6 separate regions of the Homo sapiens genome follow, and all the other regions are linked to region 1. Evidence: chromatin loops called from intact Hi-C (ENCODE). Cell type or tissue: dorsolateral prefrontal cortex. All regions are shown on one strand.

Region 1 (4,000 bases):
AAACTTAGGAAGACCAAGAAACAACTCATCCACTGCCAAGACGACAAATACTTTTCTCCACCCAAAAGCTACCGTGGAAGAGCTGTCCCCTTTGTATATAACACAGAGTATGGGTTGAGAGTATGCTTAACATTTTAATTTGTAAATGCTAATGGCAAATGTGCTTCTGAACTGCAGCGATACCAGAGCACCTTATCATTCTCAAATGGAAACAAATGAGTAAATACCCACTTTGTGTTTTGTACTTTTGACCCAGGTAATGTTCTTCATTCTCTCATTTGGCAAAAGCAATTTCGCCATCCCCAACAATTAAAAGTCTGTAGCTTTGCCCAGCACTTTGAATCTTAATTCATACCCAGCTTGATCGCTTCCACCCCCAAATCATTATAAAATGCTACTAAAGCCATCTCTATAATATGTCAGTTCTTGTCAAATTAACTTGTTGCTCTACCCAGATTTCTTATTTTCTGTTTCTTTTACATTAAGGAACCTAGGACTATAGATATCATGAGGGGCAAGCATTTTATCTTTTCTGTTTATTGTTTAATTACCTTTTCAAAAAAAGAAAAGTAGCAGCAAGACAGTAACAATCACAGATCTTATGAAAAGTGGCACACAAAAATTATGCTCTAAATATATATAATGATTGCCTCACCAATGTTTTTTGCAGAATGTCAGGCTGATTTGAAAAGTTTCCTTTCTCCTTAATAATTTTTAAATGCATTCAGCAGCCCTGGGCATGCAAAGTAAGCTAGAGCTTTAAGACATTTGCCCACTTCATGTGGATCTGCCCCAGAAGTCTTTTGTCTGAAATGTCCCAAAAGCCAAAGAGAAAGCAATGTTTGGGCTCAAGTTACAATTTTCTCAATTCTCCCTGTTTTATTAGTGCGAACCTGAGAGTACCTTTCCTGACTCTAAATGTGAGAGCTTGGGGTGAAAATCACAGATTAAAATGTGTTTGAGTGTGCCCCTTTTGCTTATACTGTTCCCAGAATCTCTTGACCCTCCTAGAAAACACACCACTTAAATCCAAACTCTGACTTACTAAAGTTAGTGTCAAAGAAAAACTTCTCCTCATTGGAACCTGGTTGACTTGGAGCTGGGTTAGAAAGAATAAGGTGTCTTTTCCTCTCTTGCACAGGAACATGAGAGCGATCACGTAATGTGGCCCTTACTAACAGGCTCTGTGACACATTCACAGGTGTGTTCGGCTACTGAACCATGGAAGCCAGCTTCTCACTTCCAGTCACTCCGGGCTTCCCTTTACTAGTCACACTCTCTGAATCTCCTTGGGAAAATTCTTAATGACAAACTGACTAATTCTGAACCAGTCAGGATCTACCCTTCACTGCTTTAGGAAGTTTTCCACATATCTTTTTCGTCCTTTACCACAATAAAGTTTAGTCTTCATTGGCAGTATGTATATATCTTTGAGGCAGAAACCTTGTGGCTCTACTGAAACTTTTCTTCAACTGGGTTAAGTAATGCACTAAAAAGTTTCAAGCCCACAGTTATCTCTAACCCGTGGCTATTTTGTATTTTCTTTTCTCTGCCAAGCCTTTCAAGGATAAATCCAAAATCTTTCTAAAATCATAAGTGGTAACAAGAATGAAAGTAGCCACTAAATATCAAATGGAGTAAAAGTGATCCTGGGCCAGCGGACTAAATCTCTAGGACCCAGAGATGCATTTAGAAGTCAAAGCATGTATCAGGTTGAAGAACTTTCATTATTTAAACAGATCATACCCTAGGATGCATTTCATTTTCTTGACTGTTAAAACAACAACAACAAAAAACCCTGAAAGGTAGCTTCTTAAGTAGCCTATTAAATCCCCTTAGTAATAATTTTCAAAAACTATTCTTGCTTTCACATCTCATTTCTGTTTTCCAGCCCAGAATACACTTCACTGAAATGGAGGAATAGTTTTTGAACTATATTTCTTTCTGGGCCATTTCACAGACATGGGCGGGTGGGGGATGGGGAAGTCATTGTCTTCATATTTTAAAACCCTGTGTTATGCAATGAATTCACTCCTCGTTGTGAATATGCATAGAAAGGTAGCGGTATTTGTTCCTTTGGCAAGTTTGGAAGAGCAGATTTGCTTTTGAAACAGCTACATTTTACTCAGCACTCGCTAAGACGAGTCAGTGCGCCCCCTGCTGACAAGTCAATAATGCTACTCCTGAGCAAAGTTTATTTTGTTCAGTAAACCGTGTCATATAAAATTAACAACAGCCAATAAAATTAGCTTATATGTTTCAACTGTAAAAGTCCAAAACAAAATAAAGCTAGTTTTAGTGGCACTAGAAATCTCTAGTTTGGCTTCTTCTCTTTGGCTGAACCAAGGTCCTTTTATCTAAAGCCCAGTGCACAAACATATAGCTTAATGTGACTAGTGTTCTTCCTTTTATTTCTTTCTCTATGGCAACCAATATGCTCTGCTCAGAAATGTTCCCCATCAAGGAAACAAATGATCTTCAGGGAGCAGCTCTATATGGCATCTGGTCCAATGGAGCACACAGAGTTAACCCCAGTCAAAAGCAACGCTGCCAAGCACGTAAACAAGGAGTGGAAAACTGGCGATTCTGAGCCCCCTCCCCAACTGAAACCTCTTCCTCCCTCGTTACAAACCGTTTCATTGATTTGGCATCAACTGTTTCCAAATAAATTACCAATTCTAAATTGCAAGGTGTTCTGTGTAAAAAAGTGCAATAAAATTCCAGCCATTGGATTCTCCCCCCTCATCATCACAGACGCAGCTTCCCTTAAAAGAACAAAACCAAGAAGCTTTTAAAATTTTCTCCGGCCTATTTCACTAAGGTAAGGCACTCAAATGGGCCTGGACTTGGCCTAGCTATGTCCTCCGGCCATGTTTATCTAATTAACTGCACCTAGCAATAACTGCACCCTCAATTTTTACAAAACCCAGGAACAGTGGCAAGGAGGGGACAAGTGAGGCTGTCAAAAATAGAAAACAAAGTGAAATCCAGTCTGCGATGCTAAAGCTCCAGCCTCCTTTGGGAATGAAGTGTAGGGATGTCCTGGTTAGTTTTGATTGATCACCCTCTTTCTGATGGGCTTTCACTACCGAGCTGGGAGGCTGCAGCTCCCCGCCTGCTCCCCAGACACAGCATTAACCAGGGGTGCCCTGACTTCCTGCCTCGCTTCCTCCTCCTCCAGCTCTCCGCCTTCCCTTTGCCAAGTCCCCCTCCTCACTCCATCCTCCTGCTCCCAGCATGCGTCCCCCCACCCCAATCCAGGCAGGCACACACAATTCAGGACATCACCACTGGCTACAGAAATAGGGTTTCTTCCCCTCTAGTCCTGATTCTCTGGGAAAAATAAAAAATCCCAATCAAGAAATATTTATATACTGCATGCTTAATAATCACTTCTTTTCCAGGGCTTCTTCCCCCTCCTCCCACCCCACCTTCACGATCAACAATTACAATGAATAGCATTTTCCCCCCACCCCTCCAAAGTAAAGTGGCTTTTGCTGTGTGGGGCTTTGGACTGAGTCCATCTTTTTATGTAATATTTTAGCAGGGTTGGATTTTTTTAACTCCCCCCCAACACATCTTCCCTTCCTTCCTTCCTTCAGACAGTTGCTCTGTGAACCCTCTCTTGTCCCAAGCAATGAAAATAAGCTCCCAAACCTACAAGAACATAAATAAATAAGCCAAAAAGGAGGGGAAAAAGAAGAGGAAAGCAGGGAAAGAAAATGAAAAAACACTTACCGAGCAAACTTCCAGGGTTAGGTTTTTAAATAAAAGGTGTTTTTTAATTTTTTTTCAAATAAGGTGACTGGGTTGGGGGTGGAGGGGAAGGCATATTCTCAACTCTCCAGCACCGATGCGTCCTTAGCCTTCCCTTCACACTGACGCCTCGAAGCCCAGCTCTCCACTAGTCTATTATTTTCACCAAAATATATGAAAATGTATGCAAATGAAAATCAGCACTAACTGTTCTCCCCTTGTTATATACTTTGGATTTTTTTTT
Region 2 (4,000 bases), 800 kb before region 1:
TTTGAAGCCTAGTACATGGCAATAAAAAAATCTGTATAGCAAATTGGGAGTTAACAATAATTTTAAAGTAGGCTTTATTTGATAAAAAATTGCACCATCAATTTCATTTAAATAGCAGTCTCAGGAGGAATTAGAACGTTCTATAGTTGAAACGCAGCATTGACAAGTAAAGGGGAAAAAGGCAACTTTACTTTCCCTTAATAATACCAAAATATGTGTTAAAATAAAGTAAGTGAGCTAAGATTTTCAAAGGCAATTTGATTTCTATGTGGGGTTGTCATGCAATACTACATGCTGTTAGAGAAACTTACTCTTGGTACAACTTGGCTAATACTAATCTACCTTCAGAATCCTCGTTTTAAATCCAAGTTAACAGTTTCACAGGTTCTTTTTTAGTATATATTATGACTTACAATGTGTAAAATCCTTCCAAATAATGTTGGCCTAAAGTGCCTGCTAAATCCACTTCCATTTGGGTTAAAAGACTTTTGAATGGGCATTAATGTTGGTGCTGGCAGGACAGACAGCACTTTCTTCCTCATTCCAATAATGAACATTCTGTGGGCCTCTTGCTGTTTAGAGCGCTTGCAAAATAGAAATGTGTCCTGTTGTCTACTAGACATTTTAATAAAATTTCTCGAAAAATAAAGAGGAAAAGCTCAAGTAGTGACTACAGGATGCCAATTGTTAAGATTTTGTGTCTGTAGTCATCTCTGGTCTTGCTTTCTTCTGTCTGCCCTCTCTCGAGTGTGCACGGCAGCTGCAGCCCCAGTTCATACTGGAGCCTCCGGCCAGTGTTTGAGGAGTTATTTATAACCACCTCTGCTAGACTCGGTCTAGGTCAGACAAGAGAGTGTTGAAGACCAAGGGAACCTGTAAGACTCGGCTGCTACTGTGAGTCCTCAGGGATTTACATCGAGTACCTTTTGTCGTTGCTGTTGTTTTAAAAATGTCAGGAGAGCAAAATTTAGCATGTGGAGTTCTATTATAATCTGAAATACTTATATCATCAAAAGTAAAAGTTCAAAGGGATCGTGATGTCTCCCTGCTGACTTCCAAAGGCAAACGTTTAAGGGAAACAACAATACAATGAAAATTACCAAATTATGAAATTAAAAACATAAAGTAAGGGGTGTATACATGTAGACTTAGTGATATTTTTAATATCTGAAAGCTGATATTTTAAGTAATTTTTTAGGAAGAAAGATAGAAGTCTCCATTTCTTGAAACCTTAGCCTAAGTCTTTTCTATGTTTGTTTGAAATTTTTGCCAAGTTTCCTTACAAAGTATAAATATATAAAAGCATGACATAAAGAGCTAATGGTATCCAGGTCTCCAATTAAAATCCCCAACTACCAGGAACAAATATTGCATCTTCTCAGGGTAAATTAATGTTTAGTAAATTCGGACTTTTGCATGTTTATATAATTATACTTGAGACATAGTTGGAACAATAATAGGACATTATTTAATTTGTACCTCTGAATGTCATGACCAAATGTTAAAAATAAACATCTTGTACTTGCATACACCAAAATAATGTAACTGGACAAATCTCATAATTTATGATGTTAATTTTATCTTCAATATTCCTGGTACAGTAAAATTAAGATCACTGAATAAACTGATAATTTCATCAGATTTATGTCAAATATTTAATTTATTTGTATTTTTAAGTTGTGTTCAAGGGAAATTAGAAAATATTTTTAAATTCATATTTACTCCAAAATTTTAAAGCTTATAAATTCAGACAGTCTCACTTGAGTCCCCAAATATCTTAATTTGCTTTGAAGAGAAAGTATTTTTTCTTTCATTCATATAATTCAAAACAGCTAAACAGATTCTACTTCAACAATTTAAATGATTCACATGTGAGAACAAATATGGAAAATCTAAGCCCCAAACAAAATTGCAGACTTAAATTATAATGATAATTTAAAATGTGTGTAATATAATTATAGTATAGGGTCTGCTATAATGAGCTCGGCGATACTATATCTATATCAAATGTGTTAGGACCGCGATATTAGATATGCCTTTCTCTGAGCATTTTTTTACACATTTCTGAATTACGATACCTGTGCCAGAATCAGTCTACTGTATCAAGGATTTTTTGGATGGAGAAATGAATTTTTTAAATTGTCAAAACATGATAGAGCAAACTTTCATTTTCTACATAGAATCTACTAAAATATGAATATCAACTATGTATGAATTTTAAATGTATAAAGATAGTATGTACTCATTTTGAAAATATCTCTGTAAGAAAGTTGATACATAAATTGATAATTCAGATTGAATAATTTTATATAATGAAAGTAAATTAGAAACTTTTTTTACAAATATAAATTAATAATCATCTGTTCTTCCACGTAAATGCTTAATTTTTTCCATATAAATACTTTTCTTTTAGACATAAAAATATGTCATACTAAAATGCAGACCCTCTTATGGCACTTATATGTTTTTTGAATATTAAACTAATACTCTATTGTTGAATTGACAAATATACATCATTACTGCATATAAAAGTTTAGTGTAGTAACAGAAAACTATTATGCACACAGACAATTGTGTTTACAGTGAGTAGTTCTATGACAAAACAAAATTATCCTATTTGTTAATTGAAAGGGAAATACAGTTTAGATTAAAAAGTCATTGATTCCAGGTTGAGGCAGGAAGGCAATGCAGAATTATTGTCTTGAACAGTCATGGGCAATGTACTGTGGATTCAAGAAACAAAAAAGGGCTTAATATTCAACTGCACATATCCAAATAGTCATTCATTCATCCATCCATTCATTAGTCAGTCCATCCATCCATCCATCCATGCATCCATCCATCCATCCATCCCTCAGTCCATAACCTTTCATTTAACCAAAGAACAAATTAATAATATCAATGCATAAAATATTGTATCTGTGCCAAGATAGTACTGAAGAATACATAATGAGCATATAGCTTATCCTTCTACTGGGGAGACATACATATAATTAATTAACATATAAAATACAATTAATTAAAATATACAATCAAACTCTGGTGAGATCTATCTATCTATCTATCTATCTATCTATCTATATATATATATATCCCTATGGTGACACATAAAAAGGTGTGATAAATTCAAAATTGGGAAGAAGAGTGGGTTTTTTATAGGAAGGTAGAGCTGAGTCTTGGTGGACAAGTTTGGTGCCTTTAGTAACAGGAAGCTCCAGAGGTTACTGCGTCATTTCATCACTTCCAAGCACAGATTAAACACATAGCTGGGGTTCCATAAATGTTGACTGCATAAATGAAGAGAGAGAAAACTGTCTAGGCTGAGAGAATAGCATGAGCAGGTGGAGAAACAGAGAAATACCCTGTGGCTTTCAGAAGGAGTTACAGGTGTGGCTGGTGTATGTGGTAAGTGGAGAGGTATAGTGGGAAACGAAGCCCCAGACACAGGGGAGAGCCAGCTGGTGAATCATATGGAAATTATGAAAACTGATGAGATAGCATCTCCCCTGCTTTGAACTCTGTTGAAAAAGGTAAAATTATGTTTGGACACTGATCCATGAATCAATAAAAACAGCAGAAAGATCAGTGCAAAGACAGAAGAACGAGGTCTTGAAATGATGCATATTTTACAATATCTTGTCTTTCCAGTTCAAAGAAATCTTCATTTTTCAGAAATCAGAGTTGGACAGAAATAAACTGACCCCAGGGGAGTGATATTTTTCCTGTAGTTAGTAGCCTTTTAATAATGACTAGTTTCTGAATAAACAACCTGCATAAATAGGTCTCTATCTCTAGATCTATATAATTTGCTACTCCTGTCAGCGTGGGAAGTCACTCCCTCTTCAGCAGAAGCCTGCCAGGCCTGGACGCCAGGTGTGTACCTTGACTGATGAGGGGGCCGTAACCTGCTGACCCCACCCCCACCCCTGGTTTCCAGGCTGCCTTTTATCCGGAGCCCTCACTTCATTTTCACTCACTCTCTCTAAAAACACCAAGAAAC
Region 3 (4,000 bases), 150 kb before region 1:
TCACTTAAGAGTATATATTTTTTCTTTGCACCATGGGTCATATGTGAAATTGTTTTATTAATTTTAAAAGAGAGAGAAATGCTTCCTAACACACATTAGTTGGAATAGCGTAATGGCCAGTATAACCAGTTTCTTAAACAAGTCAATTAGAGGAGACGATCTTTCAGGTATCCCATTTGATTTATTATTCACTTGGGAATTAACAGAGAATGGATCATGATATAAATTCCTCTGTAGGTTTTATTATATTGGCATTTTGGTGGATAGATAATATATAGAACCCCTGGGCCTATCACTATCAAGGATGCTATTGATTGTATCAGCAGCATTATCCTGCAATTTTCCCTCATAACTATTTATGCATCTCTCTGTGATTTGTAATTCAGCAGTAATCATTTTCTGTGGCTGCTGCAATTTTCTTTCCATGTGGTACCTAGGCTATGTACTGAAACAAGGCTTGATTTTAAGCCCAAAGATTTGGGGTTTCGTTTTAGAATAATAGAGAGGAGATCAAAGAAGTTTTAGAATTAGAATTAATTGTTAAGGATGAGGAGGAAACATTAGTCCTTTATTTTATTAGTTCCATGGGTGGATGAGAGATAAGCAGTGGCAAAGTGGGAGAACACAGATAAAATCAGAGGTGATTTCATCAGGGTAGCAGGAGAGGAAATTAGCAGGAACTTGATGCTTGGACAAAGTTGAGTCTACTTTTCCCTGCTGGCTCCTTTGGGGGCTGCTTCTGAGCACTTCGTGGGCTTGGAAAGGGAGTAGAATCTTTTTAAAGCCCTGCTTATCCCCTCAGGGAGAAAAAAAAATCTCTGAGGGCCCTGGACTTGGACTGAAACAGAGTTTCAACAGGGTTGAAACCTTGCTCTGGGAACAGAGGCACCAAGCAAGTTTGGGGAGGAAGGGCTAGCTTTTACTTGCCTAACTGAAGAGTGGCAACATGAAGGTGATGCACAAAACACACTTGTTTACTTTTCTCCATCCATAGTGAGGAAGAAACACACAGAAGAGAACGGTTGTAGCACCCAGGTTGCAGGTGCATCAGAAATAGAGAAATGTATTCACACCTTGAAGTTGATGCCGAGGGCTTCTTAAGGAAACTCTAGAGGATGGGAAAGGAGTACTTCGATTAGGTCTCCGTGACTCAGGATAGCTAACATCCCAGAACTTTCACTCGTAATTTTGCTCAGACTTCGTCTCCAAGATCACATGTTCTCAGTCACAGAACCATGAGTCGTTATATTTCATCCAAAGATGACCTGCAATCCTGCCATGTTTTGCAGCTGCCACACCCACAGCAGTGCACCTGATTTTCTGTTGATTAAAATGGTCCAACAGCGGGCGCCCCTCCCCACTACCTCGGAAGAGCAACTATTTATCCTTTAGAATCTACCTTGTCCAGGGCTTTTATATGCCTGGCCTTTGAATCGGTCATCTCCTGTTTGTATCGTGACTAAGGGAGAGGCTTTCTGGCAAAATCTTGTCAGTGATGGTGATTTCTCCTCCACATTGCTGCTGAAACTGGGATGCAGACTTCCTTCACATTGGCTTTCTTCTTCAGGAAATGCACAGGAGCCTCTTGCCTTGTAATACACAGTCTGTCTCATTCATAAAGTCTTGTCCTGGAAAATGCCTCATTCATCCCTGCAGAAGACCCGCCGTTGGGAGGGCAGGGGCGTTCGAAACCTTGGGAGACAGAAGACAATAGTGGAGTGCTTGGCAGCAGTGCCTGGGCTGCTTTAGCAACATGCACCCACGCCAGGGAGAGGATAAAACGCTGCAGTTGTTTACTTGCCTCTCTGGAGCAAAAGAGTCTCTTCGCCTACAATATAGATGCCAAATCCTCAGGTCCTGAGTGAGGAAATGATGAGCTTCGCCGGGGATTGGCATGAAGTCCTGTGCTCCAAGATAGCACGGCATTTTACTTGAAAGCATTCGTTGTTTAAAGAGAAAACGAGAATTGTGGGATTTTTTGTCAATCGAGAGTCAGCCAACTTCCTCTCCCACTGGCCGCTCACACAGAATGCCCACCGTGCCCTGCGGTGCCCTGCCACGGAGCCAGGCTGGCCTGCTCTCTGGCCACCGAAGGCACTTGCTTCTCTTTCGGAATCTGATCACAGGCAACTTAAATTTGCCAACGTTACCCATATTAGTAATTGCAAAATAATAAACATGGCAAATTTCCTATTAATAAGGCATCCAGTGTAACTCCTTTTGCAGAAAGAGCTCTCTGGAATCCTAAGCCTAATAGGTCTGTGTTTATTTCTCCACCAGCAGCATAATGTGACTGATTTACAAGAGTTTAACTCAAGTGTTAATCTGACAGTGACGAAGAGCTCCTCACTGGTGCAGTCACTTACACTATCATATTAGTTGCCTCCTCTATTAAAGCAGTGTGGTCGATAATTGGAATGCTTTTATGTCTAGTGGTTCTGACAAGCCTCTTCTTCAGGTCACATATGGGCGGTCTAGCTCTCCGCTCAGCCCAACAGTGGCAAATAATTTAAACTGAGAAAGTATTGTTCTCCTCGTATTGTGGAGCAAGGGCAGTTCAAGGGAAGTGAGACTGTGCACTGGCTACCTGCTGCTGTGCAGTAAAATAAGGTGGACATGATACAGGGTTGGGAGTACAATTAAATCTATTTTGCACCAATGTGTTGCTGGACAGATGAGTTTCCACATGGCAGAGCTTTATGATCTTTAAGGTAGACTGAACTAATAGATTGGTGTGGAGCGCACTGAAGTTACCAAGGATGAGAAAGCAGGCAGTAGTACATTTGAACTACAGGTTTCTCATATGCTCCACGTCATGCTGAGTTTTTATAGCTCCTGGCTTTCAAAAAGCCTGTTTCAAAGAGGTTTGCGCTAGACTGGGCATGCAGTTTTGCTCTGCAGATATTGTCGCTACCGATTTAGTGGAATGCAATTAGGAAGCCTAAATTAAGTGGTAATGGAGAACCAGCTCTTGAAACTGGGGTTTCCACGGCAACCACTGCTTACAATACAGCCTTCAGTTAGTTTTCCCACTTTATCTGCAAAATGCACAATTGAGCTTTAAAACAGCTCGGTGCTGAAAAACGCACTGTAAACAACTGTTTGCAATGAGAGTTTTACACTGTCTTTAAATACAACAAACTATCACATAAAATTTACTTGCCCTCCCTAATAAAGCAAAATCTGGGTTGGCAATCAGTTAGCGATTTTAAAATTTATTATTCCTTTCCCCTGTTTGGATTTATTTTTAAGGGAAGATGCCACGAGTCATTAGGTCTCTTAACTTTGGTCATTCTTGCTGCATTTTCAGCTCCCCTGACAATCTGCCTATCCCACCAGTCCCTTGCTAAAATGTGTTTCATCTTAGCAAATAATTGTTTCAAATAAACATACAATGTGCTCCTTTTCTAGGTTCTTTTCGTATTTTGGTAACATTTTACAGATTCTGCTCGTGTTTTCCCTTTGTAACATGTCATAGATTTGCAAGACTTTCCTATTTACTAATTTGTTATTAATCTTCTTTCCAGCTTACTACTCTTTTAAAAGTCCACGTTTCATTTCTCTGTACATTCGGCAATTAACCATCGAGGCTGTCTTTTGCCAGCCTAACTAGCAAGAGGAGACAGTTAAAAGATAATATCAAAGCAGGTGTATTGCTAAACACAGTTGTTTAAAACAGCTATGAAGAACTTGTACTTTTGTAAAACTCATTTTCTTTCATGGTAGGAATTCCTATTGTTTTATTGTAGAGTTGTCATTTTTGCTTAGGTGCATCAGAAATGCTTACACTCATGCACACGTACACAGCTACACTTACGCATGCATTTTTTTAGTGGGGAAAAAAATCAAATTGGGTTCTGCAAAGAGGAGAGGAGGATGGAATCAAATTTGGGGTCTCCTAGCTGTAATACTCTGTTTAATTGCCAGTCTTAACAGGATGAGCACTGGAACATGTCCGGACAGATCCAGGCAGCTGGTGAAAACTCATGAATTCTCTGCA
Region 4 (4,000 bases), 420 kb before region 1:
TAATTAATAGGGCCCCATTATGCTAACTATCATCCAACTTAGGACATCTTAGAGGAAAGATAAGAGATGAATAATTTGAAGTAATTTTCTTGTAATCATGCCAATCACTTGAGCAAAGTAGTTATTAAAGGAAACAGTATTATGATGAATTATAGGACATCTAACACTGTATACCTTTTCTTATCAGCTGCTTAGAGCTTCTGATTCTTAAAAAAAAAAGGCAAACAAGTAGAAGTCTATTCCGAATAACACTCTTCTTACTGTAAATAATAGTTTGTTTAGCAAACCATGAATTTTAATGAGGCTCGAAAGACAGACTTTACCTTATTTCTGTTCATCTCCTTGAAAAGAGCTGAAGTTTGTCAGCTTTACCTTCCCTTAGAAGGTAGATGTAACAAGCGTGAGTCACCTTTGATGACAAGGGATTCTTCCAGTTCAGATTTGCTGAAGTGATTAGACATTATTTATCTAATTAAATGTTCAAAACACATCATTATTGAAAGGAATAAATTTAGTACATTTGTTGAGCAGTGTTAACTGAAATGTAACTGCACATCATTTGACTTTTTAACATTTTATTATATCTATTAAGTCTTTCTTGCTTAATTAAATCAACTTATTTTTTACAGTTAATTTAACGTGATTTCATTTTCGTTACAGATTCTTAATCAGATATTATAGAGAAAGCCAACTGTATACACGAATTAAGCTTCGTCTCCTCAGGTGCTCTCTTGCATTTCATTCAAGTCTGGCATCTTCTGGGGATCACCATGGTTTGAAATGGTTGTTATTTTTCACACAGTAGAAAGCTTACTCTTCATCTTTATTATTATTTTTCAAAATGCAACCATTTTTAAGGCTACAGCGTCATCTGATTTGTACTATTTGGATCCTAGATCACAGCCAGTATTTGGAAGAAACTGTGTTTTTAACGCTCGGAGAAAAAGTAAATAAGAATGTGAAAGTAGGAGCATTCGTTGCTTTGCCCGGGAGCTGTACTTTATTAATTATCCCTATAGGAACAATGGTGTCGAAATAATAACGCTACAGTTCCCGAGAAGGAGCAAAGTATTTGAGTAGCAATAACCACAGGGTGGGCTCCATGGAAGAAGTTATTTCATTATGATTATTATATTCAAATGAGTGTGTCTCAGTGATCAAGAGTTAGCAGTATTCTTTTCTTCACAAGAACCCCAAACTATAAAATGGGGTTGGGGGAGGAGCAGGGTTGAAGCCACAAATGTTTGGTGCCAATCAACTGCAATGAATTGTGAGATGCCAGGATGAAGGCAGCGATTTGGTACATTCAAATCTACCCTGAAAAGTGTTAAAATGGAGAGCGTGGCTGGAAACAAATGGGAAAGGAAGATTCAAAGGTTGCAAGTGGTGGTGGTGGAAAATTCTAATTAGACATTTACGTCAGCTTGCAAAGCTCCTTATTTTCCCCAAATGTTGGAGTGTTTCATGTTCTGTCAGATTTCCATTGAAAGTACTAAAAGGGAAGTTTTCTGAAAGTGTCCTCGAACTATCAGGATAGTGTTAAAAAGGTGGTAACAAAGGCATTTGCTCAAGCTTCCCCATCCCACACCACAGAATAAAATGAAACAAAAAAGACATAAAAAAGAAAAAGAAAGTGAATTTATGTGTGCCTGTGCATCCTCTCCAGCTCCTCCAGGGGCCTGTGAGGTTGATAAGAAACGCCTCACTCCTTTCGCTCGAGGTGCCCATTTCTGGCTACTCTGTGACCACTTGCACTGGCTTTGATTCCCTGGGGTAAGTGTTCATGATCGCAAATTTGGCCAAAAGATTTTTTCATTACCCTCCAACATTTCCTTTCACCTCCAACCTCCAGGCAGGGCCCTGGCTTTCCCTTTGGAGCCGGGAATATAAAGACGTGGGGCCATCGGGCTGACCCCGAGGGCCTTCTGTCAATCATGGCCTCGCCATCTCTGCTCCCTTTCACACCAGGCAGCTGGACCCATCGCTGTCAACCAGGTAACAACCCCCAGACAATAGCGGCCTGAAAGCCTGGTCTAGACACTCTTTTAGCCACTTATTTGCTGCTCTTGGCAGCTGTTGAAGCATAAATAAGCAGTTTGTAATCAGAAAGCTGACATCATCGCAGCTCGGCTGAGAGGGGAGATTGTTCCTGAGCACTGAGCGGGGTTTTTTGTGTGTGTGTGACAACAGATTCTGGGGTGGGGATGCAGATTTGTGCCATGCTAAGCTGGTCTTTCTTTGATTTACAGAAGACAATTGGATCAGGTCCCCGGCTCCAAGGCGCACCAGAATTATATTTTTTTTGTTCAATTCCTGATGGGCAGTAAAATTGAATAATAAATTGGGTGGAAATATGTTGTGGGCTGGGCCTGGGTGAGAGGACAGTAGGGTGGGTGGGAAGTTTGGACGTGAGGCATTTTCCAGGCCGGGGGATGTACATCTCATCAGCCCCTTGAAAGTGGTTCTGTCGCGTGGTTTGGGTGGGAGACACCGAGGAGAGGTTTGGTATTGGATGTATAGGTCTGCATGCTTTGAAAAATGAGTAGTTTCACAAAAGGCAGCAGAGAAGCGGGTGTGTTTATTCCTGCTTTCCAAGTGTGCATGTGTGTGTGTGTGTGTGTCAAGATCAAGTTTGCCATTCAAAGTGATTGGCAGTTATCCTCTTGAAAGGCAGTAGACATGAGCCATTTGCCAGAAACATTGACTCCATCACCTCTACAGCTGACTAGAACCTCTCGTAGGTGTTTTCTTCCCCAAGACTGACTTTGTTATTGGAAGGAACAGAGATGGCAGACGTTATTTATTTATCATAATTGATTTCTTATCATTGTTTTGGGGATATTCCCCAAGGAGAGAAAGCTTCTCTGGTTCCTTTTAACAGTGTGGTTCTGATTGCCCTGATGTCTGCCCACGACATCTGACTCAACATCTATTAGTACCTAGCAGCTGTATACACGCCAAGATGCCACAGAGCTTGCTACCTGAAAAGCCCATTCAGGTGGTTTTGCCCATCTCCAATTTCACTTACGAAAAAAAAAAAGTCCAGTTCCACAAAAATATTGACTTCCTATCTCCCTGAGGGTTTCTGGTATTAGTTTGCTCTAAGTAGCTCATGATTTAGAGTACAAAGGCATTTCCAGAGTGCATGTTTAACAAAATGACATAGCAGATAATTGAAATTTATTTGCAATTTTCAAACTACAATAAACACAATTCTCCTTTTCTTTCATTAATAATCGCACGGCTAATGCATAGCAATCCCTCTGCAGCTTTTACAAGCAAACTTGAGCTGCTGTGTTGTAATAGCTGGAAAAGTTAATGTAGCTTGAACAAGGTTTCTAATTGTCCCTGTCTCTGTCATATTTGTCTACTTGAATGGTCCTAAATACCACAGCGATTAATTACTGCAGAGCAGGTATTACAAGATGTTATCATCCTTCCCCAACTGTCTGGGTGAATGGAGAGAAGCGGGAGATTGTTACAGTGTTTCATCTTTGCTCTTCCTGTAAGGCACTTTAACCAGAAGATTTAACGTGTCAAAGTTAACTGCGTTCTCTAGCAGATATTCACATTCTAATTAAAGATTAAGAACGTAGTACATTACACTGTGATTTGTCATACATGGCTTGTTAAATAGGAAACCTACCGGGATTCCCTAACATTTTATAAACATTATTCAGGGCTTTTAATGTGGGCAAAGCGAAAGATTATTCAACTGCATTGCTGTATGGAAAGCAGGTTGCCCTCTGCTCCCCACTCCCCCCACCCCCGCCAACCCCCAGTAAATAATAAAATAAGACAACTTGGGCAGTTTGGAAACTGTTTTGTTGTGGAGATTTTGTTCAAGCCATGGATCACCTCTGGTTCGTGTTTGGTGGTGGAGGGAAGATCTTAATTACTAACCCTACGCATTTCTCTTTTTTTCTTTCTTTCTTTTTTTTTTTTTTTCTGGTTTTGCTTTTGGCTGTCAGCTAAGTAGAGGAAGGTAAGAGTCTTTGTT
Region 5 (4,000 bases), 190 kb before region 1:
AAAAAATACAGACAGAGGACATTTTGAAGGCAGAATCAAAAAAGAAAGGGCAGAGAGAGAGAGAGAGAGAGAGGCCTTCCTAGGATTTAAAGTAGCTTTAGTGTCATTTTAAAAATGTTAATATTTGTAAATTTACTTAATTACAATGTTAAAGATACAGGAATCCATTTTGTATTGTAATACATATAGCAAGTAAAACCAATATTAACTTTGTGGTTATTTTAAGTGTTTTTCGTTGGAAATGCCTAGGCTTGCTTTATTTTTTTAATCTACTTAGATCCCAAACTGCTCTGGTTAAAACATAGTTAATGTACCAACTGCAATTAGCCAACTGTCATAAGGCTCAACTCCCAACCGTCGACAAGCTTCATTTAACTAATTTGAGAAGTAGAAGTTTGAATTTTTTTTTCCAGGAAGGTAGCTTGTTTCCTTATTTCCTGTCAAGAGAGCCAAGTCCTGTGACCTATGGTTAAAAGGGCTCTTTGTAATTAAGACAGGGAGTCTCCAAGTGAACAGTTCTCACAGTAGGAGGGAAAAATTAAAAAAAAAAAAGAAAAGAAAAGAAAAAGAAAAAAAAGAAGAAGAAGCATGACACTGCTTAACGAAGTAATCGGAGCGCAGCCAATGCCGGTGGGCGCCCGCCGGGCCATCTCCGCCGTCACTGGCTCGGTGTCCACTTTATGGAGCGCGGAGTCTATTAAGACCTTGGCGAGTGGTGGTGGTGCTCCCTCCGCAGTGCCTGCGCACAGACAACCAGAAACCGATCAACCGTGTTATATCAATAACATTCTCACACCAGGTTGTGTAAATTGATCTTTTACAATTTCTCTCGGTGACAGTCTCTGTAACCAACAAGATAAATCATTCCTCCTGTGTCTTTTTTATTGATTGCTGAGACCTGTATAAAAATTACACTGTTCAAGCTGTGAAGTGAACATCCTCATAAAAGAAGACTTTTTATTTACAATCAAAATATGTCTGGGCCCAGATCAAGTGCAGATAGCTCAGAACTACGTGAACAGTGAAATTTAAAGAGTCAGAGAAAACTAAAAGTTACAAAGAAACACTCCCCACCACCATAAACCAGCCATCACAAACTGTAAGACTACACACAATGTACCTCAAATTAAGATTACTATTTTCTTTTAAATAAAAAGCTTTACACATTTGATTTTAAGGTTAACAGTCAATAGAAAGCCATCTGCTAAAAACAAGAAAGGAAAACTGCCACAACCAAAATCACCTTTGCAATGGATTTTACAAACGAATACAAACTGTATCCTAGTTCTTGTTAAAATATTAAACACAAGAACCTAAAGTCCTTTTTAGCCTATCAAGAAAGCTTTGGACAAAATAATAGGACAACATGCACCCCAAAGATGAGACTTGGTCTTTTTTTTAAGAAGCTTAATTCACATTATTTTTCCATCATGAAAATATCTTTAGTTCTGTTTTAAGAATAATTTAAAATTCTGGAGTACTTAGAATTTTTCAAATGTAGTTTAAATATAGACAATTGATATCTTTCAACATATTTTATACAAATCATATATTGGAATGTAAACTTTCTTTTCAATTCTAGCTTTATATTCTATTAAAGGATTAAACACATTTTCAATTCAAAAACACTGTTTTGAGAAGAGTTTTCAAGTTAAAAGTCTGTGTATAGTATCCCTGAAACTTCTTGAAGTTTCCCTTTGGGTGCGCAATTTTGAATCACCTGCTAATAAATGTGGTCGCTTACGGCCTTAGCCCCAGAATTCACTTTTTTGAGAAAGTGCAAAGAAACGTTGAATCTTTTTGCATCATCTCATAAGAGGAGTTAATGATGTTTATAAAATAGAGAGAATTACCCTAAGTTATTGCCGCCTAAAATCACTTTCTATGCATGCCCTGTAGGCGGGTATTGTGTTTCAACTCAAATAGCATTTCACAGACCTAAGAATCTGAGCGTAGCTTTTTGTATACATCTAAGCGTCAGGACAGAGATAGTCCTTTTTGTGCCTTCCCCTTGAGCCTTTGCCCGGTTTCTCTGAAGCTGTGCTCTTTATTTGCAGTTTTAGAGAAGGCCCTTTCAACGCAACAGGCCGGTGGAGGAGGGGGAGAGAGGACTGTCTGGGCAGTGTCCTCACTTTGTTGGCCAGGAGGAAAAGTGAGAGCGTGGAAGTGTGGTGTTGAGGCTGCCTCACCTCTCTGGGAGGCATTTTCACTGGGAAAGAACAGCAGCAACAGGCACAGTGGGGCAAAGAACACGAAAGGGAAAAAGATCAGCTGGCTCCTTCTAGGAGCCAGGCTGGAGAAGAGATTGCTACACTGCGGATGGCTCCTGCTTATGAAGGCAGCCTGTGCCAGGGCTGATCGCCCTAGGCCTGCTTGACAGCCCCGCCCGCTTCCTTCCTGCCTTCTCCACGTGGCCGCAGCCCTGGCTCCTGGGAGTGCACAGTTCAGCCCCGCTTGCATCAGGGCGCTTCTTGCCCCTATGCACAGAGCGCTCCTGTGCCCAAGTTCGCCGGCTGTCTGGCTCTTTGTAACTCTTGATTTAGGAGTGTGTGTGTGTGTTTGTGTGTGTGTGTGTGTGTGTGTGTGTGTTGGTTTGTTTTGTTTTTTGTTGTTGTTGTTTTGAGACAGGGTCTCACTCTGGGGCCCAGGCCTGGGTGCAGTGGCTCGATCACAGCTCACTGGAGCCTTGAACTCCTGGGCTCAAGCGTTGTTTTAGTTCTTTGCAAGGCGCTGTGGAGTCTTCCCCCAGCGTATTTCCTATGGGTCTTGACAGCCGCCACCAAAACCCCAGAAGAAACTACCCCAGGCGGTGCAGGGTCTGGAGTTTGGGTTTGGCTGTTTGAGTGGTGGCTTTCTCCCACTTCCTCGCGTGGGAATGCGATGTCCCTTGCGCCCCACTCGGTGGCACATCCTCTCCATTTCTCCTCGCCTGCGACTGTGACAAGCCTGCGGCCGCACATTGTCAGCGATTGTGGGAAAGGGCCGCGAGCCTTTCCGCCGCTCCCGGCCGCCCTAATGAGGGAACAATCGGGCTACGCGGCGCTGGCGGCGGGGTCAGGCGCGGCGTCCCGCACAATGGGCGCGGCGCCCGAGCCCCTGACAGCGCCATAAATTGGCCGTGCAAAGCCGAGCGCTAGGTGGTCCCCCCTGGAGAAAAGAGCCGCCGCCGAGGGCGCGAAAAGGCGAGTCCGGAAGCCCGCCAGGGAGCCAGTGGCGCGTTTTCCAGATCACCCTGTTGGAACTTAGCGTAGCAGAGGTCAGACGACAGGGACAATAGCAGGGTCCCTGGGTGAATTCCAGGAGGGAAGCTGAGCCCGGCTCCCAGGTCGAGCTGAATGAATGGGGTGGGAGCTGAAGTCGGGGAACCCAGGGGCGCCCCAGAGTCAGAAGGTCGCGGGGTCTCAGAGCTGGAGCCCCAGGAAGCCCAGGTCGAGGCCTCCACCCCTGCCCCGGAGAGAAAGGAAAGGCCCCCGGCCTGAGGGAGAGATTTCTGCTGCTCCCAGTCAGCTTTTCCCCCACTTTGTTTCTTTCTTCTTTATCTTTTTTTTTCTTTTTTAATATATTTTAGTACAGATCTTGTCAGACGGGGACAAGATGAGAAAATCACTAGATGTGGGTGTTGTTTCTCATGGAAGACATACATATAATGCAAAGTACCTTTTGAAGTGTTTTTATTTTAAACCAGAACAGTTTTCTAAGAGGAAAAATGATTTTTTTTTCAATTTCAGAGAAATAAATGACATAAGGTTGCTCTTTCTGGTTTTTATTTAGCGTCAATATGCTCTTTTTTTTTTTTAATTTCTCCAGGGAACAGACAGAGAAATAGAGGGAGAGGGAGGGCTGGAGAGAGAGGGATTCTTATATGAGGATTTCAGTGAGCTTTTAACTGGAAAAAATGTATGTTAAAAAGAGTTAGACAAAATAATATTGATAAACGTAGCCAGATATCTGGTTTTCATAGGGTGATTCAGGAGTTTCTGTTTATTGCAGGCTTGGAGCT
Region 6 (4,000 bases), 350 kb before region 1:
TGTTAATCATGCTTAAACCTCTGAAACTGGCTATTTCTTAAATTGAGGAGCTCAGTTTCAGATGCCATCTCATTCTAAACTTAAACATGTTTTTGGTTTAAAAAAAAAAAAGTTACCAGTTACCAGTTGTTCAGAGAGGCAGCATGCATTCAAAGGCTAATTCACTGGTGATGAGCTCCCATTATCATTTTTTTCTGGGGTTTCAAAACAAACAAGCATGATCTATGTATCCTTGCAGGTTGCAAAGTCTGTAACAACAGTATGACACTATTGTCATCAATTCTTAACGAACTATGAACTAAATAGCTATGAAGGCAAAGCGATCATAAAACCTCTTCCCTTTACCAAAGAAGTGGGTATTGCTTTTGCAGTGGTTTCTTGCCCCAGCTGGAGGTACGGTATATAGTCAGGGAAAAGGCATGAAGTATATTAGAGCCACATAAAAAGAAGCATACATTTACAAATAATAAGATTCATTAAGGAAAATAATAGAACAGGCAGTAATAGTCATTAACTCTAGAATTCATAACTCTTCTGATTTCTCATTCACAGTAAGCTTTGTGGTATGCTACAGTTTTTAATAGTCTAGCAGCTTTTTTTATTCTTTTTTTAAAAGATGATTGGCTTTGAATGCTAGAATATGCAAATATACATAAAAGACTGACTTTACTGACCATTTCTTTGTGTTTGGGTATATATTTCTGTATGGCATAATATTTCCACTTGCACTGGTTTCCTGGCATGAAAATGTTTATTGCGCTCATTAGCTAAGAGGGTATCGGCACCGGTCCAATGAACACAGATCTGCCTTCTGATTTCAGCCATTAAATTGCAATGGGATTCACAGGCTTAACATTGTGGGTGTGAGAATAGTAAAATGGAACTCCATCCTTAGCCCAGTTACCATGGATGCAGTTAAAGGTCATAGTGGCAGCTGCTAACTAGTTGCCTTTTGAGCTGTGTTTCCCCTCCTGCTCTGTGTTTTCGAGCACTTTCTATGGGTCTGCCGTGGAATACCTTCACCTACTTTGGTGACACGCTAACCTCTTCTTTAAGGCAACGGGCTCCCTCTTTTCAAGACAATGGTTGCCATGGACCTTCTCTTGTATTTATGTGTCATGGATATGATATAGAATCAGAAGGCAAAAGCCTTAATAAAAATACAAATTGTGGTTGCTTCTGCATCCTGAATTACTTTCTCATTTTCTGCACACCGGTCTACATTCCCAACCAAAAAAAAAAAAAAAAAGTGTATAGTAAATTCTCATCTCCGTTTAAACTGGTAATGGGTTCAGGCACTGATGCATTCACAACGTGAAACATCAACGTCTTCTTCATTCGGCCCAAAGTCCTAGGAGTTAATTCCCTGTACTGCATGAGGTGTCAGGGTAATTACCGCTGATCAGCCCTATTTCTCCGCGCGCTGCCCGCTCCTCGGGCCCCCTGTTTACTGATGCACCACCACAGCATCACGGCGCTTTCATTCAAGCAAGCTTCTTCATCGAAAGGGTTTGGACAATGTCGGATTTTCAAAGAGAAGTGGGGGGGAAAAAATTAAAAGTAGCCAAGCAAAATAAAGTGCATGGTAAGAAACCTGAAAGCAGTACAAAATATTCCCTGATGTCAACACTTCATTTCAATAGATCTTAAAACTCCTATTCATTTCCAATGAAGGTACTGTGAGCCTTGCCATGGGCAACATAACTGCATGATCATATTTTGAAATATTTGGGGACCACATAGCTTTAAAACGCCATTTTGGAAAAACATATTCCTTTTTGTTCTGTTTAGAAATAAGTCCCAACCATGTAGCTATATACGCCAGAATACCAAAAAGAAAAAAAAAAAAACCTTACCAAAAAAATGTTGTACCCCTCTGTTTTAAACATACATTTATATAACTTGTCATTTCATAAAAATAAATTAAGTATTATATGAGCCAAATGTTTCAATTCCACACAAGAGTGGTTTCTGGGACTCTTGGCAGGATGCCACTATATTCATTTTTATTTCAGACACAATGTGAAGTCTTTAATTTTAATATACTTTGTAACTATAATGGTTATAAGGCATATACTGTACTAATTCATCCTCATCCTTTCCTAGTCCTGGGGAGATTTCACTGAGGAACAGGAAGAGTTGTTGATTTCATGTCTCTTTCGGACTTTAAAATGTTGTTGAAGAGTGGCCTGGGGTGCAGGGAAAGCAGAAAGAGAGAGAACTGGTCATTGGGCAGTCTGGGCTCCGTGCCCTAAATGCTGGCTGTAGAGTTGGCTATCATCCTTCCTGGTCCCTGGTCCCTGGTCTCCGAGTTCAAGTGATGGCCAAGTAGAAAGGCAAAGAGTGGAAGACTTTGCTGCCGCCTGGGGCTCTTCCCCAGCTCCTGAGTTCCTGCTCTGGCAGCAATTCAGCTGAAACAAGAAGAGTATTGGCGAGTCAGCGGATGGGAGCCTCTCTGTCACTGCCCCATGTGATAGCAGCGTGGGCACTGGCCAAATTCTTCTCCACAGCTCCTTTATTCTCTGAATCCCCACTGGCCAGGAGTCAGAGAACCAAGCAGGGACAAGAACACTGTAGGAGAATCTGGCCCCATTTAATCCGCAGTACCCTGCCAGAAAAAGAAGGAGAGGCTGATCCCCAGTAAGAGGGAACAGAGTGGCACCCACAAATACGTATGTAAATCAATTAATCCCCAGTGATCGTCCTGAGGTTTCCTGGTGACCTCAGAAGCAGAGTGGTATTTCTTCATTAAAGGGGCTGGGTGGAGGTGGGGAGAGAGAGAAGTAATTTTCATAATCTGTACGACTGTATTATTGGGAACACCAGAATAACATGTTTCAAGCGATCACAGAGACTTCAGCTCTACTCTTCCTCTGCCACACTCCTAATCAGAGAATTTCTTCCTGTGCCTTGTTTACTGTTGATATTTTCTGGCTGATTGGAGAGGAATGACATTTTGACAATTTACTGTAGCAGTAAGCACTGTACAAACAAAAGGTGCTGATGAAAACTGGAACCCATTATTATGTAAATGATGGCTGAGTAACACAGAATCCATCTCCCAGTCACCATCATTGAGACCAGTTTTACTCAATGATAATAATTTTCGTGATTGCAGACTTCAGAGTGATCAGAAATATGCTTTAGCTGTTGCATTTATCTACTGCTGGTACTTGACCCTTAATTAAATTCTGAAACTTTTTTATATAATAAAGTAAAATACAGCTGACACTTCTGTTCAAACAAAGAGGCTCAAACACAGATCCACCAAATAAGATAAAGGTATTTCAGACTTACCTCGCTGTATTTATAGTAAACATGGATTGTACAGTGTATTTTGAAAGGGAGCTTAAAGTTTAAAATGCAGATGTGTGTTTTCAAGTAATTTCAATTCTGTACTTCGGCTCTGCTCTCCTTAAATGATGCTGAATCTCTGCAAGCTCATCTTGGACACGTCATAATAAAAAAAAATCTGCTTAAAAGACATTTAAATGTGCTCTGAAAATAAGTTCTGTGGGTTCTTTAAACTTTCCATCTTAATATCTAGACTATTCAAAGTGAGTCTTCAAAACTATGCCACTTATGAAGATCCACACAGCTTAGTAAGCTATTGCATCGAGTTTTGTAAAGGAATATTTTCGTCATAAATTTGTTCTTGTCTTAAAAAGAGAAAGCCAAGGCAAATTTTAAAGCAGCATTTTGACTTTAATGAAAAATTGATTGGCTAAAACAGATGTCAGACTGAAACTACAAAGAGCCCAGGCATTATGCAGGTATCAGTTGCTTTGTTAAGAATGGCTGACAGTGAGGAGACTTTGGCTAATGTGTTCTTATTCCCTTTAAACCCTGCCAATGCTCCAGAGCATTTATTTACCTTGGAGTTTCCTCCCTCTTTCAGGGCAGGAAGAAAGATCTTCATTTAGAATATATTAATAAATACAAGTCAGCTTAAAGGGGCAACAGTGTGAGCCCGGTTTTTAATATTTCCTTAGATATAACC

What was found. Hi-C counts contacts between places; a loop is a spot of excess contacts. Peaks named below come from ENCODE experiments on the same cell type or tissue, not always from the same donor. Only the 100,000 strongest peaks of a DNase experiment are listed, where the experiment ranks them.
Region 2: it touches region 1 in a loop (2.9-fold over the local background); 9 of 110 quality-filtered maps call a loop at or near these places.
Region 3: a loop joins it to region 1, with 4 times the contacts of the local background. A loop is called at or near these places in 4 of 110 quality-filtered maps.
Region 4: it touches region 1 in a loop (8-fold over the local background); 13 of 110 quality-filtered maps call a loop at or near these places.
Region 5: it touches region 1 in a loop (11-fold over the local background); 7 of 110 quality-filtered maps call a loop at or near these places.
Region 6: a loop joins it to region 1, with 5 times the contacts of the local background. A loop is called at or near these places in 5 of 110 quality-filtered maps.

The regions. Positions count from the first base shown.
Region 1 is chr2:104,847,574-104,851,573 of GRCh38, forward strand. PANTR1 (POU3F3 adjacent non-coding transcript 1) reads right to left here and starts at 3,903. Exons shown (of 4, transcript NR_037883.1): 1 at 3,739-3,903. RefSeq lists an enhancer at 955-3,507. In dorsolateral prefrontal cortex, CTCF peaks have their summits at 2,159 (motif pointing left) and 2,358; a DNase peak (open chromatin) is centred at 2,148; H3K4me3 peaks cover 4,000 bases; H3K27ac peaks cover 4,000 bases.
Region 2 is chr2:104,043,274-104,047,273 of GRCh38, forward strand. The region is part of intron 1 of LINC01965 (long intergenic non-protein coding RNA 1965); the gene reads left to right. Among named protein-coding and RNA genes, the nearest start is that of LINC01965, 170 kb to the left of the region's middle. In dorsolateral prefrontal cortex, no CTCF peak of the experiment used is centred here; no DNase peak of the experiment used is centred here; H3K4me3 peaks cover 1,242 bases; H3K27me3 peaks cover 528 bases.
Region 3 is chr2:104,699,799-104,703,798 of GRCh38, forward strand. LOC101927383 (a long non-coding RNA gene) reads left to right here and starts at 3,746. Exons shown (of 2, transcript NR_188512.1): 1 at 3,746-4,000. RefSeq lists an enhancer at 1,324-3,600. In dorsolateral prefrontal cortex, no CTCF peak of the experiment used is centred here; a DNase peak (open chromatin) is centred at 1,773; H3K4me3 peaks cover 2,393 bases; H3K27ac peaks cover 2,690 bases.
Region 4 is chr2:104,428,485-104,432,484 of GRCh38, forward strand. No RefSeq gene overlaps it. Among named protein-coding and RNA genes, the nearest start is that of LINC01102, 3.9 kb to the right of the region's middle. RefSeq lists an enhancer at 1-2,570. In dorsolateral prefrontal cortex, no CTCF peak of the experiment used is centred here; a DNase peak (open chromatin) is centred at 2,147; H3K4me3 peaks cover 3,214 bases; H3K27ac peaks cover 4,000 bases.
Region 5 is chr2:104,656,265-104,660,264 of GRCh38, forward strand. It overlaps LOC105373526 (a long non-coding RNA gene), which reads left to right and starts at 3,073. Exons shown (of 8, transcript NR_188089.1): 1 at 3,073-3,182. RefSeq lists an enhancer at 1,838-2,349. In dorsolateral prefrontal cortex, no CTCF peak of the experiment used is centred here; DNase peaks (open chromatin) are centred at 681, 2,397, 2,937 and 3,315; H3K4me3 peaks cover 1,374 bases; H3K27ac peaks cover 3,314 bases; H3K27me3 peaks cover 802 bases.
Region 6 is chr2:104,500,693-104,504,692 of GRCh38, forward strand. All of the region lies in intron 1 of LINC01102 (long intergenic non-protein coding RNA 1102), which reads left to right. It overlaps LINC01103 (long intergenic non-protein coding RNA 1103), which reads right to left. Exons shown (of 6, transcript NR_110113.1): 3 at 124-248. Among named protein-coding and RNA genes, the nearest start is that of LINC01103, 7.8 kb to the right of the region's middle. In dorsolateral prefrontal cortex, a CTCF peak has its summit at 2,368; DNase peaks (open chromatin) are centred at 1,424 and 2,469; H3K4me3 peaks cover 3,165 bases; H3K27ac peaks cover 3,968 bases.